2 separate regions of the Homo sapiens genome follow, and region 1 is linked to region 2. A link is an interaction called in ENCODE POLR2A ChIA-PET data of the cell type or tissue named here. Cell type or tissue: MCF 10A. All regions are shown on one strand. Links, peaks and the distances in the headings refer to the core of each region. The heading gives the core; the rest is flanking DNA.

The links. ChIA-PET counts read pairs that join two places held together with the same protein. Peaks named below come from ENCODE experiments on the same cell type or tissue, not always from the same donor. Only the 100,000 strongest peaks of a DNase experiment are listed, where the experiment ranks them.
Region 1: POLR2A ChIA-PET joins it to region 2 with 5 read pairs; 6 of 35 experiments call an interaction of 5 or more read pairs at or near these places.

The regions. Positions count from the first base shown.
Region 1 is chr15:41,799,685-41,805,049 of GRCh38, reverse strand. MAPKBP1 (mitogen-activated protein kinase binding protein 1) reads right to left here. Exons shown (of 31, transcript NM_014994.3): 3 at 5,136-5,227. Among named protein-coding and RNA genes, the nearest start is that of JMJD7, 26 kb to the left of the region's middle. In MCF 10A, for the core only: no CTCF peak of the experiment used is centred there; DNase peaks (open chromatin) are centred at 509 and 2,809.
Region 2 is chr15:41,850,081-41,855,445 of GRCh38, reverse strand. SPTBN5 (spectrin beta, non-erythrocytic 5) reads left to right here. Exons shown (of 68, transcript NM_016642.4): 55 at 18-222; 56 at 470-664; 57 at 1,241-1,396; 58 at 1,659-1,864; 59 at 1,999-2,188; 60 at 2,446-2,622; 61 at 2,711-2,812; 62 at 3,130-3,264; 63 at 3,596-3,667; 64 at 4,077-4,163; 65 at 4,296-4,387; 66 at 4,507-4,592. It also overlaps the pseudogene RNA5SP393. Among named protein-coding and RNA genes, the nearest start is that of MIR4310, 14 kb to the left of the region's middle. RefSeq lists enhancers at 1-54, 55-571, 1,553-2,163, 2,164-2,773. In MCF 10A, for the core only: no CTCF peak of the experiment used is centred there; no DNase peak of the experiment used is centred there.

The sequences.
Region 1 (5,365 bases), core at 240-5,239, 51 kb after region 2:
CAAAGCAACAGGCACAGGAGGAACAAGAGCGTGGGGGCTGGGGGCAGTGTAAGGATGATCAGATAAGAAAAGCAGGGAGACAAGGAGGGAGGTGAAGAACCTGCTTGTGCTCACACAGAATCTGGTGGCCCCCAACATCACAGCAGCACATCAGGGAGTTCTAGAACACAGCAAAACTCAAACACCCAGAAAAGAAGCCATTTGCACAGACAACTTCAAGTTCTAAGAAATCAAAAGGTCAGGGAACAGATTAGGGGCACTGCCCAGGGATGGCCTAAGCCAAGCATACACGCTTAGGAAACCTACTAGAGGTTCCATCAGGAAAGCCTGTACACCATCTGGAAGGATCATGACTCCCAGGCACATGCACTGGGCTGAGACCTGCTCATAAACATGCATAAGCACATGCCCTTAAAGGCCAGGCCTGGAGTCCAGGGGTGTGTGAGGAAGAAAGCGGGCAGGACTCCACACTCTCCAGGGCAGGGACACAGGTCTCAGCATGCACCAAGCAGCACCCCAAGGCCTTTTTTGCCTGTGCTACATCCAGCCCCAGCCCCACCTCCAACAAGAGGGAACCTGGCTTTCCCAGGCAGAGGCAAGAACAAGTGGAATTCCCCTGAGGCAGGCTGCACAAACTTATCCAGTAGAGAGGTCTTTCCATCAGCTTGCTTCTCTAGGGGAAAATGGAGCCTAGCCCAGCCTTTGCCAGGCAGAGCCCGTGTGGCTCCCACAGCACCCTTACTGCAGCCATTAAACACCAGAGGACCACTTGGGAGAGACACTGACCCCAAACCCAGGGGCAGAAGTCTCCCTTGCACAGACTGAGCTGCCCATAAATGGGGCTCTTCTCATTCAAAGGGCAGGTAGGCAGCTTAGAGGAAAAGCAATTTGTTAAAAATAAGCAGAAAGTGGCCGGGCACAGTGGCTCACACCTGTAATCCCAGCACTTTGGGAGGCCAATGTGGGCAGATCACCTAAGGTCGGGAGTTTGAGACCAGCCTGACCAACATGGAGAAACCCCATCTCTACTAAAAATACAAAATTAGCTGGGCATGATGGCGCATGCCTGTAATCCCAGCTACTCTGGAGGCTGAGGCAGGAGAATTGCTTGAACCCAGGAGGCGGAGGTTGCGGTGAGCTGAGATCGTGCCATTGCACTCCAGCCTGGGCAAGAAGAATGAAACTCTGTCTCAAAAAAAAACAGTGTGGTCTCCCCCTACTCTGTGCCATTTTAACAATCAGAGCTCTACAGTCATACTACTTGGGTTAGAACCCCATTACACACACTAGCTATGTTACCTCAAGCAAACTCCTTAACCCTTTTGGTTTTTTTAAGAGGCAGGGTTTCACTGTGTCACCCAAGCTGGAGTGCAATGGCACGATCATAGTTCACTGCAGCCTTCACCTCCTGGGCTCAAGCAATCCTCCTGCCTCAGCCTCCCCAGTTGCTAGGACTACAGGCACATGCCACCATACCCAGCTAATTTTTTTTATTTTTACTTTTTGGTAGAGACAGGGTTCTCACTATGTTGCCCAGGCTGGTTTCAAATTCTTGGTCTCAAGCAATCCTCCCACCTTGGCTTCCCAAAGCCACTGCACCCTGCCTGCTTAACCTTTTTTTTTTTTTTTTTTTTTTGAGATGGAGTCTTGCTCAGCCGCTCAGGCTGGAGTGCAGTGGCACGATCTCGGCTCACTGCAACCACCGTCTCCCAGGTTCAAGCGATTCTCCCAGCTCAGCCTCCCGAGTAACTGGGACTACCAGCACCCGCCATCACGCCAGGCTAATTTTTGTATTTTGCTAGAGACAAGATTTCACCATGTTGGCCAGGCTGGTCTTGAACTCCTGACCTCAGGTGATCCGCCCACCTTGCCCTCCCAAAGTGCTAGGATTATAGGCGTGAGCCACTGCACTTGGCCTGCTTGACCTCTTTGGATCTCAATTTCCTCCTCTAAAATATGAGGGTGATAATAGTTGCTCAGAGTATTAAATAATTCATATAAAGTGCTTAAAAAGTACCTGGCATAGAATAAGTACAGTCATACGTCACATAATAACATTTTGGTCAACAGCGAAGGGCATGTATGACAGTAGTCCCGTAAGATTATAATGGAGCTAAAATATTCCTGTCACTTAGTGACATCTTGATGATCCTGACCCTATGTAGTTCTATGCGCTAGGCTAATGTGTGTGTTTGTGTCTTTGTTTTTAACAAAAAAGTTTAAAAAGTTAAAAACAACATTTAAAGCTTATAGAAGATAAAAAGAAAATACTTTTGGGTCAGGCACAGTAGCTCATGCCTGTAATGCCAGCACTTTGGGAGGCCAAGGAGGGCTGATCACTTGAGGTCATTAGTTCAAGACCAGCCTGGCCAACATGGCGAAACCCCATCTCTACTAAAAATACAAAAATTAGCCAGGCGTGGTGGCAGGAGCCTGTAATCCCAACTACTCAGGAGGCTGAGGCAGGAGAATCACTTGAACCCAGGAGGCAGAGGTTGCAGTGAGCTAAGATCGTGCCACTGCATTCCAGCCTGGGTGACAGAGGGAGACTCCATCTCGGAAAAAAGATAAAAGAAAGATATTTTTGTATAGCTGTACTGTGTTTGTGTTTTAAGCTAAGTGTTACTACAAGAGTCAAGAAGTTAAAAAAAAAAGTTTATAAAATGTAAGAAAGTTACAGTAAGTTAGGTTAATCTATTATTGAATGTATGTTTTTAAAATAAATTTAGTATGGCCAAGTGTACAGTGTTTGTAAAGTGTACAGTAATGTTTCTGGCACTCACACTCACTCACCACTCACTCACTGACTCACCCAGAACAACTTCCAGTCCTGGAAACTCCATTCATGGTAAGTGCCTTATACAGGTGTGCCTTTTTAAAATATATTTTATATGATATTTTAACCATACTTTTTCTATGTTTAAATATACAAATACCATTGTCTTAGGATTATGTACAGTATTCAGTACAGTAACCTGCTGTGCAGGTTTGTAGCCCAGGCGCAACCGGCTACACCATGTAGCCTAGGTATGTAGTAGGCTATACCATCTAGGGTTTGTGTAAGTATACTCTGTAATGTTCACTCAACAACGAAACTGCCAAATGACACATTTCTCAGAACATATCCCCATCATTAAGTGACACATGACTGTACTTGATTGATAAAGGTAGCTTTTTTTGGTGGTGGCTTGTTTTTTTTTAAGACAGAGTCTCTCTTTGTCGCCCAGGCTGGAGTGCAGTGGCGAAATCTGCACTCACTGCAACCTCCACCTCCTGGGTTCAAGTGATTCTCATGCTTCAGCCTCCCAAGCAGCTGGGACTACCAGCACCCGCCATCACACCCAGCAAATTTTTTTATGTTTTTAGTAGAGACAGGGTTTCAACATGTTGGCCAGGCTGGTCTCCAACTCCTGACCTCAAGTGATCCGCCCACCTTGGCCTCCCAAGGTACTGGGATTATAGGCGTGAGCCACCGGGCCCAGCCTGATAAAGGAAGCTTTTTTGATGAGGTGATAAAACTAAGCAAATCATGTATCTAGTATAAAAACTATAAAAGTTGCTATGAAAATTACATTGGGGAATGAACTAGGCATTAACAAGTTAATGGTAGAGTAAGAAAGGTACAGCAGTAGCGCTACTCATTTTCACATTCCTGTGCCTATCAGCATGGAACAGAGTGAGCCAGAAGCAGGAGGGGTTCCAAGCTTTCTCCAGAAGCCTGAAGAAACTATGGTTGGAGGTTTCCCACTTGTAGGAGCAGAGGAGTGAAAAGGCAGCAAGAGAAAGAATAGTAGCCCCACTCCCCTACTTCTCTTCTATGGCACTGATCTCTCTCAAAGTGACTAGAACAGGCGAATATTCATAATAGCTAAGAAGTAGAAACAACCCAAATGTCCATCAACTGAAGAATAGATAAAATGTGCTACATCCATCCAGTGGAATATTATTCAGCCACAAAAAGGAATAAGGTAGCGATACATGCTGTGACATAGATTAACCCTGAAAACATTATGCTGGCCAGGCGTGGTGGCTCACGCCTGTAATCCCAGCACTTTGGGAAGCTGAAGCGGGAGGACTGCTTGAGCCCAGGAGTTCGAAACTAGCCTAGGCAATAGAGTTAGACCCTGTCTCTACAAAAAAATGGAAAAATTAGCTGGGCATGGTGGCACACACCCATAGCTCCAGCTATTCAGGAGGCTAAGGCAGGAGGCTGAGGCTGCAGTCAGCCATGATCATACCACTGCACTCCAGGCTGGGCAACAAAAAGAAGCCAGTTACAAAAGGCCAAATACAGTGTTACCTGATTCCGTTTATATGAAATATCCAGAATAGGCAAATTAATGGAGACAGTGGTTGCCTAGGGATGAAGGTCTGGTAAGGTGGGGGTGGGAATGAAAAGTGACTGATAGGAATGGGGCCAGGCACAGTGGCTCACGCCTGTAATCCCAGCACTTTGGGTGGCTGAGGCAGGTGGATGGCTTGAGCTCAGGAGTTCAACACCAGCCTGGGCAATGTGGTGAAACCCCATCTCTACAAAAAATTAGCCAGGCATGGGGCAGTGCGCCTGTAGTCCCAGCTACTCGGGAGACTGAGGTGGGAGGATTGCTTGAGTGTCGGAGGCGGAGGTGCAGTGAGCCAACATCGAGCCACTGCACTCCAGCCTAGGCAACAGAGCCAGAACCTGTCTCAAAAAAAAAAGGGAACAAGGTCATGAAAATGTCCTAAATTTGATTGTGGTGATGGGTGCACAACTCTGTGAATATACTAAAAAACTACTGAATTGGGTATTTTAAATAGTGAGTTATATGGTATGTGAATTACATCTCAATAAAGCTGTTTTTTAAATGACTGGAAGGTAGTTACTGAAGATGGTGCTGGGAACTGTGTGTAACATAAAGTGTAAATCTGTGTGTGGGAGGTGGGGTAGATAACTGAAAAGCAGCACAGGATGGCAACAATGACAGCACCCGACAAAGAACCTTTACCTGGTCCTGCGTCTCTTTACAAAAATGACAACAAAACATTAACCTGTATCTATCTTCCAGAAGATACCAGAAAATCCCTGCCCATCCCAACTGCTCTAGCGTGGCTATAAATTCCCATGCATCAAGATCTCTTCCAAGGCGCTTACTTACCCTGCTGGGTAAGCAACTAAACCTGATCGGGGGTCACAGGCAAGTCCTCTGCCTCCAGACACTGTAATTCCCAGCACCTTCTCCAAGGTCACCTGTTAGAGGAAGAGAGAAGTGACATGTTACAGACAGAGTGTGTTTGGGAAGAAGGTGCTGAAGGTACTTGGGACCATCCTGAGGCACTGGCTACTTTCCAGACACCCATGTTTTCAGGAGAATGGAGCTATGACTTC
Region 2 (5,365 bases), core at 57-5,056:
TCGCTCTCTTCCCACAGCCCCAAGGTGCTAGCCCAGCTGCAGGCAGTTCGGGAGGCCCACGCAGAGCTGCTGCGGAGGGCGGAGGCCAGGGGGCACGGCCTGCAGGAGCAGCTGCAGCTACACCAGCTGGAGCGAGAGACCCTGCTCCTCGACGCCTGGCTGACCACCAAGGCGGCCACCGCCGAGTCCCAGGACTACGGGCAGGACCTGGAGGGTGTCAAGGTGAGTTACTCCTGAGCAAACCTCACGGGGAGTGGGCAGAGGCTGAGGAAGGCCTGCCCTGGGATGAAAGGGTTGCTGGGGAGTCAGCAGAAAGGAGCCTGGAGAGGGTGTCCTAGGGAGGATCCCGATGGTTCCAGAACCTGGGCTGAGGGATTTCAGAGCCATCAGAGTCTGCTGAGCTCTTCATGAGCTTTGAGAGCTCATGATACCATCTCAAGTGACCCTGCTGGGCCTCATACCTTTGCAGGTGCTGGAAGAGAAGTTTGATGCTTTCAGAAAGGAAGTGCAGAGCCTGGGCCAGGCCAAGGTGTATGCCCTGAGGAAGTTGGCAGGCACCCTGGAGCGGGGTGCACCCAGGCGCTATCCCCACATCCAAGCCCAGAGGAGCCGCATTGAGGCTGCTTGGGAGAGGTTGGACCAAGCAATAAAAGCCCGCACAGAGGTAGGTGATCACAGGCCGGGCCAAGCTAAGGGGTGTCAGAGTCTTCAAAAAATCCCTCTAAGCCCTCCTTACCACAGGCTTTGGTTCCAACAAGACACACACCCTGCTGGCCTCAAGTGAATGTGCCTTTTCCCTCACCTGCTCAGCTTTCTTCCAGGAATTGGCTGCAGCCCAGGACATTCCATCTCTGTAGGTCCTGGGCTGGGGCTGCCTCCTGAGCTGACCCGGTCCCCCAGCCCCATGAGAGGCACTGCAGGTGGTACTGCCAGGGTCAGCCAGATCCCCGAGAACCGGCCTGCTCCCTCACGTGGACCCAACACCTCGCGTCTGCCTTTCCCTGAGATGCACGAGGCCCTCTCCTCTCCCCACCCTCCCCACCCCCTGGCCTGCCGCAGACCCATATCATCACGTTCACTGAGGGCTGCAGCATGGAGGATGGTTTCTGTACCTGGGGACACATCAAGCCCCATGATCCTCCTTGTTCAAAAGGAGGTGGCCCAGAAGGCCATGTCTCCAGGGAGAAAGGAATCCTGGGAGCAGAGAACAGCCCTGAGCAGGTCCTTTCTCCTCTCCCAGAACTTGGCTGCAGCCCATGAGGTCCACAGCTTTCAGCAGGCAGCAGCTGAGCTCCAGGGAAGGATGCAGGAGAAGACGGCCCTGATGAAGGGGGAGGACGGAGGCCACAGCCTGTCATCTGTGCGGACCCTGCAGCAACAGCACAGGCGCCTGGAGGTGAGGCCCACGCCCTGCAGCCTGCCTGTCTGAGCCCCTGCCCGAAGGCGGTGGCTGAGGGGACCTATCTCAGCCCTCCCACCCCAGCCTGCTTCAGCCTCTTCTCCAGAAACCCAGATCCTTCCCCGAGGGGCCCTAGGACTTGGCCCAGCTTGTGCAGCAGAGTGGAGGTGGTTCCTCAGAGAGGCCTGGTGCTCCTGAATGCAGAGCACGCATCGGCTCAGTGGGGGGACTGAGGCCTGATCTCATGCTCTGGTTGCAGAGAGAGCTGGAAGCTATGGAGAAGGAGGTGGCACGGCTACAGACGGAGGCCTGCCGACTGGGCCAGCTACATCCTGCAGCTCCGGGGGGCCTGGCCAAGGTGCAGGAGGCCTGGGCCACCCTGCAGGCGAAGGCCCAGGAGCGAGGCCAGTGGCTGGCGCAGGCTGCACAGGGCCATGCCTTCCTCGGGCGCTGCCAGGAACTGCTGTAGGTGTCCTACCTCAGCTGCCGGCTCAGCTCTACCCTGTGGGGTGGGGGTATCCTGGCTCTTGGGGGAGCTGGACCCTCCCTCCCCTGCTCCCCAGCCAGCCCTGACAACAGCTCCCTTCCCTGCCCCACAGAGCATGGGCACAGGAGAGGCAGGAGCTGGCGTCCTCCGAGGAGCTGGCTGAGGACGTGGCGGGGGCTGAGCAGCTCCTTGGGCAGCATGAAGAGCTGGGGCAAGAAATCAGGGAGTGCCGCCTTCAAGCCCAGGACCTGCGGCAGGAAGGACAGCAGCTGGTGGACAACAGCCACTTCATGTCTGCGGAGGTGTGAACTCAGAGGGTGGGCCTGGGGTTGGGCTGGGGATACAGCCTGATTGCCCAGGGCCTCAGGGCCCCTCACAGGCATGGAAACCAGCAGGAAAGGAAGGCTGGGCGCAGGCAGGGAGAGAGGCTGGGAAGGGGCAGGTGCGGGTCTCACAGCCTTCCCTCTGCACTTCCATTAACACTTGGCTCTCCAGCCCTGCCCTGCCCATGGTGGGAGCCCTACCCAAGCTGTCACCCATAGCAGCCCCTCCCCACCAGGTGACAGAGTGCCTGCAGGAGCTGGAAGGGCGGCTGCAGGAGCTGGAGGAGGCTTGGGCCCTGCGCTGGCAACGCTGTGCCGAGAGCTGGGGCCTGCAGAAGCTTCGGCAGAGGCTGGAGCAGGCTGAGGCCTGGCTGGCCTGCTGGGAGGGACTCCTGCTGAAGCCCGACTATGGGGTGAGTGGGGGTCCTGCCCCTTAGCTGGCTACCAGGCTCTGGGCCCCCCCCCCCAAGCTGGGCGTCACCTGAACATGCTTCTCCCCAGCACTCAGTGTCAGATGTGGAGTTGCTGCTGCACAGACACCAGGACTTAGAAAAGCTGCTGGCAGCCCAGGAAGAGAAGTTTGCCCAAATGCAAAAGACAGAGGTGACGACTGCCTCGGCTAGGGGCTGAGGGCTGGTGGGGGAACAGTCCCTCTCAGCCTGCAAGTCAGTGTCTCCCAGGGCACTGAGCCCTCACCCGGCCCTGCCTTACCTGCTCCTTTCCCTGGCCAGCTGCGGTGGTGGGAGAGGCACCATTGTGGACTGGGTGTGAGCCTCCAGAGCCAAAGCTGAAAGAGCTAGTGATGGGGAGGCAGGCCCCCTCTGACCGGGAGGGCTGGGGGAGGGGAGGTAGACGGGAACCTGAGGTGTGGCTGGTCTCCCTGACCTGGCTCACCTTGCCCACCTTGCCCACTCCCCAAGATGGAACAGGAGCTCCTGCTGCAGCCACAGGAGCTGAAGCCCGGGAGAGCTGGCAGCTCGCTGACATCCTTTCAGTGGAGGCCCTCTGGACACCAGGGGCTAGGAGCACAGCTGGCTGAGACGAGGGACCCCCAGGCAGGTGTCCCTATGGGGCTGCAGGCACCCCCGCCGTGGTCTCCCTGAAGCATGCAGTGGGGCTGGGGCTGTGGGGGTGAGGGCCCACACCCTGGAGCCAGTGCTGGGAGCCCGGGCACAGGAGCTGAAGGTCATTAGGAATAAAGATGGCTGTCTACAGCCATACCACCCTGAACATGCCCGATCTCATCTGATCTTAGAAGCTAAGCAGGGTCAGGCCTGGTTAGTACTTGGATGGGAGGAATAAAGAGAGCTGGGGGCAGTGGGTGCCTTGCCCACCTTCCTGAGGGTGCTGGTCCTGACATTTCTGGGCCCCATCTTGCATTTTCAGGATGCAAAGGGTACCCCCACCATGGAGGGGTCTTTGGAGTTCAAGCAGCACCTGCTGCCTGGCGGGAGGCAGGTGAGTGCCTGGAGATTCCTTCTCCAGGCAGCTCCCCACTTGCAGCAGCACTTGAGTGGCTCGAAGAGCCATCTGGGCCTGGCACCCTTGCACTGTGAACTTGGGCAGATGCCACCCCCCACCATGCTGTCCAGGCAGTTTGGCTCCTTGGGACCCTTCCCAGCTCCTGCCACCGCCCCCACCTACCCACCCCCACCAGGAGGTGCTGGGATTCCTCCTCCCCACCTGCTCTTCCCCTTCTGCTTGGTTTCCCGTCAGAGCCCCTCTGTGGCTTCCCTTTCCCCATTGGGACTTTGGTCCAATCCACCGCTTTTCCTGGGAAGCTCCACACACATGGTGAGGCGTGGACAGGCCCTAGCTCTGGCTTCCTGCGTGTGGCTCATGCGACCTTCCCGCCTCCTCTCCACAGCCTAGCTCGAGCTCCTGGGACAGCTGCCGCGGGAACTTGCAGGGCAGCTCTCTGAGCCTGTTCCTGGATGAGAGGATGGCAGCGGAGGTACCAGGCGGGGTAGGGGAGATGCAGACATCAGGGTGCTGGGAAGCAAGGCAGAGGGGCCCCAGGACAGAGGGACCCCACAGGGAAAAGCTGAGATGGCCGCAGTGACCCCTGCCTCTCATCTCTCCTCAGAAAGTAGCTTCCATAGCCCTCCTTGACCTCACGGGAGCCCGGTGTGAGAGGCTGCGGGGCCGCCACGGCAGGAAACACACATTCTCCTTAAGGTGAGCGGAGAGACATGGACTCCGGCATCACCCCCAGCAGCCACCTGGCTCAGCGGGGGCTGGAGGCGTGGGGGTCCCCAAAGGGACAGTGGAGTTTGACCTGTGACTGTGGGTGCCAGGCTGACCAGTGGGGCAGAGATCCTGTTTGCAGCACCGTCCGAAGAGCAGGCTGAGAGCTGGTGGCGAGCCCTGGGCAGCACTGCAGGTGGGCTTCAGGGGAAGGATGCGGGGAGGGCGGCCGACTCCCTGGGCCCCAAGCTCCTGGGCCCCTAGTGTTTTATGCATCCTAGGGAGGTTTCACAGTTAGCATCTCTAACCTCCAAGAAGTGGGACTTACTGTTTTTCCTCAAAGAATTTAGGTCCTGGAGAGGTTACGCAACTTGCCCAAGATCACACAGCTAATTAGCAGAGATGGGGCCAGTTTTGAACCCCCAGCTGTGTCCTGGTCCTGTTCTGCCCCTTTTGGAGTCTGCCACTCAGACTGCCCCAAGCCCTTCCTGCCAGAATCCTCATGGACTGTGTTCCTCCAAGGGCTTTCCAGGCTCTGTTCTGTCTGATCTGGGTGCTTCTCTAACCTTCTAGTCCTCAGACAACTTTGAATGTCACCACCCTTGAGTTGTTTTGCAGACAGTAAGCAAGCCAGGTTCTACTTGGAGGAATATATAGAGACAACCCTTTGGACTTTCTTCCGTGGTCAGCGTGCTCTGCTGAGGCTCCGTGTGGACCGTGTGTTCAGGGAATGTGTCTGGGATCCTAGCTCTGTCGCTGGTTCCCCTGGACTCTCCTCCCAAGAGTCTGTCTTCCCAGGAGCCCAAAGGGATCTTGAGTTGTTCGACATTCCAGAATTTCCCACCTCCTAAGAAAGGCTCAGCCTTTCTTAACTCACCTGTGAGGAGTTTCCTAAGAGGCAGGACGCATGGGGGAAAAACCTGCCCACAAGTGCTCAGCCCGCCCCACACCCCCACGTGGGAAGGGCCT